2 separate regions of the Mus musculus genome follow, and region 1 is linked to region 2. The links are chromatin contacts, found by Hi-C in ENCODE. All regions are on one chromosome and are shown on one strand. Each heading gives the region's core, a stretch centred on a gene start or an enhancer-like site at or near the end of the contact. The rest is flanking DNA. Distances are from core to core; before and after follow the strand shown. Region 1 holds the start of Tfap2a (transcription factor AP-2, alpha). Region 2 holds the start of Nrn1 (neuritin 1).

Evidence for each region. A loop is a pair of places that touch in the nucleus more often than their neighbours do.
Region 1: a map of heart shows a loop between it and region 2 (6-fold over the local background). The contact joins the promoter of Tfap2a here to the promoter of Nrn1 in region 2. A Hi-C loop is called at or near these places in 5 of 37 maps with a recorded cell type or tissue (ES-E14, heart and left cerebral cortex).

Annotation. Positions count from the first base shown.
Region 1 is chr13:40,731,990-40,735,586 of GRCm38, forward strand. Tfap2a (transcription factor AP-2, alpha) reads right to left here and starts at 1,806. Exons shown (of 7, transcript NM_011547.5): 1 at 1,681-1,806. The coding sequence starts at 1,731. It overlaps Gm26688 (predicted gene, 26688), which reads left to right. Exons shown (of 3, transcript NR_125899.1): 2 at 1,422-1,791; 3 at 2,033-3,173.
Region 2 is chr13:36,732,634-36,736,349 of GRCm38, forward strand. It overlaps Nrn1 (neuritin 1), which reads right to left and starts at 1,844. Exons shown (of 3, transcript NM_153529.2): 1 at 1,603-1,844. The coding sequence starts at 1,657.

The sequences.
Region 1 (3,597 bases), core at 556-3,055, 4.0 Mb after region 2:
CAAGTTCATCTCGCGCCCTACCCTCGAGTTTCCTTTGGTGTGTTGAGCCACACTAAGATTCTTAACGCTTCCACTCAGGGCGCTTGTACCCCGAACTGATTTCGGGGTTCCAAGAAAGTGAAAAAACCATCAGCTAGAGAAGGGAGCCCAGATCCCTAAGGGGGAAAAACTGCTCTTAAAGAGTCACAGTAGAACCTAGCCCTGCCGGCAAAAGTCACCCTTAGTCTAGAAAACAAAGCTGTCTGGTCCTACATGGGGTTCCTGGGCCCCTCTCGGCGCACCACAGGAGTCCCCAGAGAAGCAGGGATATTGGTAGGGATGCCTGTCACCTGGTGTCCCAGGTTGGGAGTGGAGAGGGATAAAGGGAAAGACGGAGAGGAGAAAGGCGAAAAAACCCAGCATTTTAAAAGAAAAGGGGGAGGGAGCGGGTGACACTTCCCTCACGTAAACCCAGTTTCTAATTTCGAGTGAAGTCAGAATTTTTGCCTCTGCGCGCCCGCGAGCAGACGTTTTAGCCGGAACCCCTAGCTCCAAATGCCGAAAGGGGGGGGGGGGGAAGAAAGAAAGACAGACAGACAGACAGACAGACAGACAGACAGACAGAAAGAAAGAAAGAAAGAAAGAGAGAACAGCGAAAGTCAAGGCTACTACAGATTTGGATAATCACGGGCTTCCCACCCCTCCGTCACACCACTCGCTGATCAGCCCCTTTCAGTGGGGTATGAAAAAAAAAAAACCCACACACACACAACAGGCTGAGGCCATCCCTCCCCCACCCCCCGCACAAGCCGTTGGTTCTTTTTTCATGCCTCCCTGACTGTCCCAAAAGTTATGCTCTGAGGCTCTGGGTTTTAAAATGGGTTCCCAAGGGACGGCCCTCTCTCTGATCCCAGCGGACTATCGGCAACTGGAGACGATCGGCTGTCGCCCCAGGATTTTCAGGGTCCCGCCGCTAAGCACTGGCAGGTAGAAGGGGGATCCCTCCCCCGTCCCCGACTCCCAGAGGCCGGTAACGCACCCACACCCAACCACCACCACGGGGTGTGTCCACCCCGAAGCTCGGCGGGAGAAACTCCTTAGAACTTCAAGGACTATAGCAGCTAAAGAGTGACACCAAGGGCTGACGTGTGGGCTCCCAAGCCGAACGTGCTTTACAGGTCAGGGCGAAGTGTGTGCGCCCTTCTCCAAATGCAAGAAGGGAACGTCTTTAGGGAGAAAGAAAAGAATGAATGAAAAAGGGGGTATTAATGTCAGGGAGGGAGTGAAAGGGGGGACATGGTTTTATTTTCTTCCTGCTACTGTAGGCACCCCCAGGATCTCGCTCAAACACACCAGAGTGCACAGGCACGTGCCCAGTTGCCAGCTTTTTTTTTTTTTTTTTTTTTTTTAAATCCAAGCTCTTCTCTTCCTTCCACTCTCAGGCAGAACCAAAAGTAACCAGGAGAAAAGGGGAAAGAGTGGAACACGAGCTTCGAAAGACAAAAGTGAAAGAACCGAGATCCATGTCCACTATCTCCAGCGTCTCCCCTGTGCTATTCGGGCGACATGGAGGGGTGGGAGCTGCGCGGGTGTTAAGTTTGTCCCACTCGCATTTCGCGTGGAGAGAAGGAGGAGGAGGAGAGGGAGGGTCGATCTCCAAGCCTGTGGCCGCAAGGATGACTGAGTCGGCGCCGCGCTTACCTCGCAGTCTTCGTACTTGATATTATCCGTCAGTTTCCAAAGCATTTTCATGGATCGGCGTGATCGGATTTGCCCCTCTGCGCCTCGCACCCCAGCGGAGCTACTCTCTGGGTTAGCGCAAAGTGCGGGCTGCGGGCGGTGAGCAAAAGAGGAGGAGGGGGGGAGGAGGAGAGGAGGGCGAGGAGGAGGAGAAGGGTAGGAAGGGGGAGGAGGAGGTGGAGGTAGAGGAGGAGGAGGGCCAGGAGAAGGGCGAGGAGGGAGGAGGAGAGAAGGGTTAGAGAGCTCCCGTGTGCGCTCGGAGATCTCCCTCTAATGGTAGAAACTTTTCCCTTTTCCTGCTCCTCGCGAACAGCCTAATCGCCTCATTAGCATATCAACAATAGTCCAATTGCTCGCCAGGACCACAATCTGCCGCCGGCCGCTCCGACCCAGGTATAAAGGCCTCTTCTAGCCGCTAACTTGCTCCTAGAGCACTTGCCTGCATGCCAGCCTGCAAGCCCAACAACTCTTCCTAGAGCTCCAGCACCCTCCCTGTTCGAGCGTCCCCTATCCCCAATTTCATCTCTTTCCCCTTCGCCTGTCTTCGGGTCCTGCTAGCCAAAGATGCTTTGGATAAAGCTCTGTACTACGCAGGGTACCAGCGGCGGCGCCTAGGGACCAACTTTTAGTACCCCACCTCCCACTCTTACTACAACCGCCACTATCTGCCTTTCGTCCCCGTCCGATTTTATTAGAAATCATTATCCCTTTCGCAATGAACCGTAGCCACCAAACCAGGACCAGCAAAGTCACTCCAAGAATTTTGCCCAACTAGAGATCGCCTCCGCTCACGGCTGTTACCCCCTCGGGCTGCAGCGCCCTGGGAGTTTTATTAGCTTTGCGCTCCCCCCTCCCCCCAGGTTGGAGATTCTGCCAGCCGGCTCCGGTGGCTCGGTTGGGGTTTGCGATCTCTTAATTGCTACGTGTAAAATAAAAGTTGTACCCTGAAGAGGTTACTCGACAGATCCGGGGGTTAAATGATTTTCCTCCGGTTTGTATGAAGCTGAATCGGACTGACTATTCATCCGGGCGTTTGGACTGTAAGGTTTCCCAGGTGCAACGTGGACAACAACACAGAATTCGGATGGGGATGCACAACCCCTTCTGGAGTGAGCCAAACCGCAGACCCATGAGCTCCTGCGACTCTCCATGCGGTGTCGTACATGCATCAAAATAAAACATTAGGAACCAACTCTTCCTGTGCAAATCGGCTCCAGTTTTCCCAAGATTCTCCTTTTTAATTAAAGAAGGACGCGACCCTTTATGACTTGATGTTACTAACGCCGGCGTTTTGGCGGCGCAATGGCCGGCTGGTGAAGAACCTGAAGGCAGGAGACACCCCTTCCCCAAGTTGGCCACTCCTGACTCCGCCCAGGGGCTTACTCACTCCACCGGGACCCTTCCTCCCTTACTGCAATTATTCTAAAGTAAGATATTAAAAAAAAAAAAACACTAAAGACTTTAATGTGACACTCTGATATAGAGGGATTTCTCTGGCTGAGTTTTCCCACTAGCACTTTAAAAAATATTTTTATCTGTCTTTGTCCTGCTAATTGTGGATCAACGACAGCAGATCTCCTCAGAGACCTCTGGTTCATCTGATTCTTTTTTCTTTGGTTTTTCTTCCTTCTTTTCTTTCTTCTTTCCTTCCCCCCCCCCCACCCCAAATGTCCAGGCCTCCTCGATTTCCATAGTGAATCCCTCATGGGGAAGAAGACATCGGCAAATCCAAGTGTTTGCTAACAGGTGGAAGAAAAGCAAGAGAAGAGAACACCAGCCTCCACTCAAAACTGTAGAGGTGCAATTCTCCTTCCTGAAGACCCTGTCTAAGCTAGAGTCTCTTCCCCGAAAAGCCAGAGACAAGACCAGAGCTGACAA
Region 2 (3,716 bases), core at 594-3,093:
ATACATTTTAATTCCACTATGAAAATTTTGGTCATCTTCAGGCTGAGGTTCATCAAATGCATCTCTCCTGAAATTACTGTTTCATTATTTCTATTCTCATCTACTAGGAAAACAGAGTCCCCAAACATCCTCCAGGTGAAGTCCCTATCTTAAAACATTAGCTGTTTCTTAATCTATGAACATTAGTCGTCTAACTGCAAAATGCCACACTCACTTATTTCTAACACTTACAGCATTTGCTGCCCTTGGGATCTATGTCCTAGGATGGTTGCAGCTCTTTGAACTAATGTCAAAGGCACAAAACCACCAGATGCAAAGCATTAAGTCATCTCCTAAAATTAAAGGAAAAGGCAACATCCCGGTGCATGCTCCTTGCTTTGCAAAAATCCCAGTTTCTGCAAAACAATAAACAAATAAACAACCAAAAAAATCCCCCAAACAAATTCTCAAGAATATGGCAAATGCATATGGACCCCATAGAAAGAATCAGTTTTAATGCTCCGAAAGCCCCAATTTCTCTATATTTCTTATGAAGAAAAAATGTTAAGTATTTCTTCTCTTGTCCCACACAAATTCCCTGACGCACCCCTGAAATGCTGCAAGGATTTGTCTGTAAAGAACGCTCCAGCCTGGCACGAACAGTTTTCTCCATCTGCAGAATAACCACTGGGAGACTTTCTATTTTTTTCCTTTTGTCCATTCTATTAATAAGCTGCTTTAATTTCCCTTTTCAGTTACATTAATTAATGTTTCCATCCAGTATCACATAAGCGGATTCACTAGTACTTAAAACATTTGCATTTTGGATGGAAAAATATAAACTTTAAAAAAGCCTCCCAACAGTGTAGCTGAGACTCACATTCCTTAACATGAAATGGGGGGGGGGGCTAAATAAATCCATCCAATAAACCGCCACAAACAAAAATTACAAACCCACGAAAAGACAAAATGCGAACACGTTAAACCACTTTCCTGTATAAAAATAATAGAGATGCTAATCTGCCAAAAATCACAGACACACATGACCCTGAAAAAGTATATCAGTGAATATTTGGTTGATTTATCCTTCTCGGAGTAGTCTGCGGTGCCCGGAGCAAACGCTGCAGCTAAGATCTAGGGGGAGGGGCGGAGGAAGGACAAAGTTCTAAATGCTGCAGTTTGAGGGCAGCCTTAGAATATCTTTGCTTTCTGCATATAAACTTTTCAGCCCTAGCTACCTAGGCATCTTATTCCTCCCTTTACCTTTTGACCCCTCAAGATAGTATCTTGCAGTATAACAGGGGACAAATGCTACGAGCGCTCAGATCCTGTTTTAACCCCAAAGAGGGAGGAAAAAAATGGATGTGCGCTTTGGAGAAAAGGGAGAACCCCCCTTGGAAAACAGCCGGTCACACACACACACTTCCCTGCAAAAGAAATCACTTTCTTTAGGAAAACCAAACCAGAACTCCTTCCAGAGTCCCCAAGAGCTAATGCCCCGACTCAGGGAGTCTGCAGGGTTTTCTGCAACCAGCGGCAGACCCTGGCCAGCAAGTCCCCTTAGGCGCCTCTGGGGTAGGCAATCTCCGGTCGCCTACCAAGCCGTACCGGGCGGCCACTTACCTATTTGCACCGCGAGGATCAGTGAAATATATCTGCCGTTCAACTTAAGTCCCATCCTACGTTTAGTCAAACCATTTGCGACCGCAGACCTTTAAATAGTTAGTTTAGAGAACGCGGGGGAAAGCTGAAAAATAGGCATTGCCAACAAGTTCCGGGAGCGACAGAGACTTTATGCACTGGGAAGGCAGAGGGAGGAGAGAAAGAGAGGGAGCGAGGAAGAGACAGAAAGAGAGTGAGAGAGTGAGAGGCTGGGGGGGGGGGGGGAGAGCTGGGAATGGTTCACTCCATTAGGAGGGGGCGGAGGAAGTACAGCCTCACGCCCACGAGCAGGCCTGACGTGGGGGATGACACGGATTGATTTTTTTTTTTTTTTATAATATAGACACCTTGGTAGAGAATCACCATTTATAGTCATAAGACTCTGGAATTAATCAGATATCTCCAATTAATGTGCGATCTCAACGAAATCTCGCCTCTCTGTAGTGACTGATTTTCATCCCAGTGGCCACCCCCGCCTCCTCGTTCCAGGGGCCCCCAGCCCCGCCCCCTCCCTGCGCAGAATCGGGGCTCCCTCTCCTCTCCCCGCCCCGGAGACGGGGAGTCCTGGTGCGCCCACTCGATTGTTCAACCTGCTCCCTCCTTCACTGGCGCCACAACGAACCCAGACACTTCCAACCCTGCAGAGAGGTTTGGGGAGCTTTGGGCCCAGGGAGGACAGAGGGGAGAGACTCCTCCGGTCCGAATCACCCTTCTCTCGCCCTCAGTGGGGTGCAGACCCCCTCACTTGCCTACCCTAGTTTTCTCTCCAGCCCCACAGTTGAGCTCTAGGCGCAGCCTAGAGCGCGTGAGCACATAACCCGGCCCCCCAGCACACGCACACACTCACAAAAGCGCACGCCCGGGAGCGCCCCCGAGCTCGCCCGCACACTCCGCACGCGAGCGCGCGTACACACCCAGGCCCCGGGGGTTCGTTCGGCTCGCATGGGGGCCCCCAGAAATAGACTCTGCGTGCCCTCTTGTGAATGTCACTATTCGCGACGCTCACCCACCGAGGGGCATCTATACCAGGCATAGAGACACCTATTTTAGGGGGTTGGAAAGGCTGTCGGGCAAGAAGCCTAGGCTAGGGTAAATTTCGGTTTCTTGTGGTTTACAAACTCTTCGCGCTTTAGGAAATTTCCAAGGCAAGCTCTGGTGTACAACTCCTTTCTGGGGCCTCCTGAAGTCATCTGTAGGGTCACACTGACATGTTGATACACGCACCCACGTCCATCACGTACACACCCAGACCCACACACACCTGCGCTCTTTATTTTATTTTTTGATGATCCAGCACTGACTGCAGTAAAGAAATATCTCTTCAGCTGCGTTCGTGCAAGGTCCTGTAGTGGATCGTGTAAGATGGAAAAATAATCAGGGCTACTTCTTAAATGAAATTAAGTTTTGATTTTTTTTCTCCTTTTCTGCAATGCACCACACCCTCTTTCCCAGTCTGAATTCTAGCGTCTTTAATCAAATGTTGATGGCCGCATTGGCTAACTGTATTACTTGAGCCAATGAAGAGATATGCGAAAGGAGAAAAATAAAAGAGCCTTCATATTTTATAAGACTGCAGGGCGACCGCGTAAGGCTAGGTTAGTGGCAGAAATGAAAGGGGATTAGGGAGACCGGGCTTCCGTTTAATTTGCCTTTCGAAGCCCCTGCACTGGGAGCCCACACAGTCAGCCATCTGTGCACACAGACGGAGAAAGGGAGAAAAGGGTGCAAAACTGGGGTCAGGTGACGGGCGGTGGAGGGACTGAGTAGGACCGCGAGGGTCTTGAGGCAACTAGAAGCTGAAAAGCGCGCACCGAGGGGACCCAAGCTTGCAGCCCTGCAGAACTGCAGAACCAGGGCAAGCTGCCACGGCTGTAGGGGCGGAGCCACGTCCCTGCCCCTGGTGATGTCAGTGGTGGGTGGGCGGGGTAGCGGGGGCGCGCTTTCCCGGTGTCCAGGGGCCCAGTGGCGGGGCCAGGAGTTTCCTGCCCCAGTGTTCAGAGGCTCCCAGAAAAGCAGAAAAGGTGGGCGGGAAGGAGGCGGGGCGAGAAGGGTGGCGAGTGGGGGGGGGGGCGTCC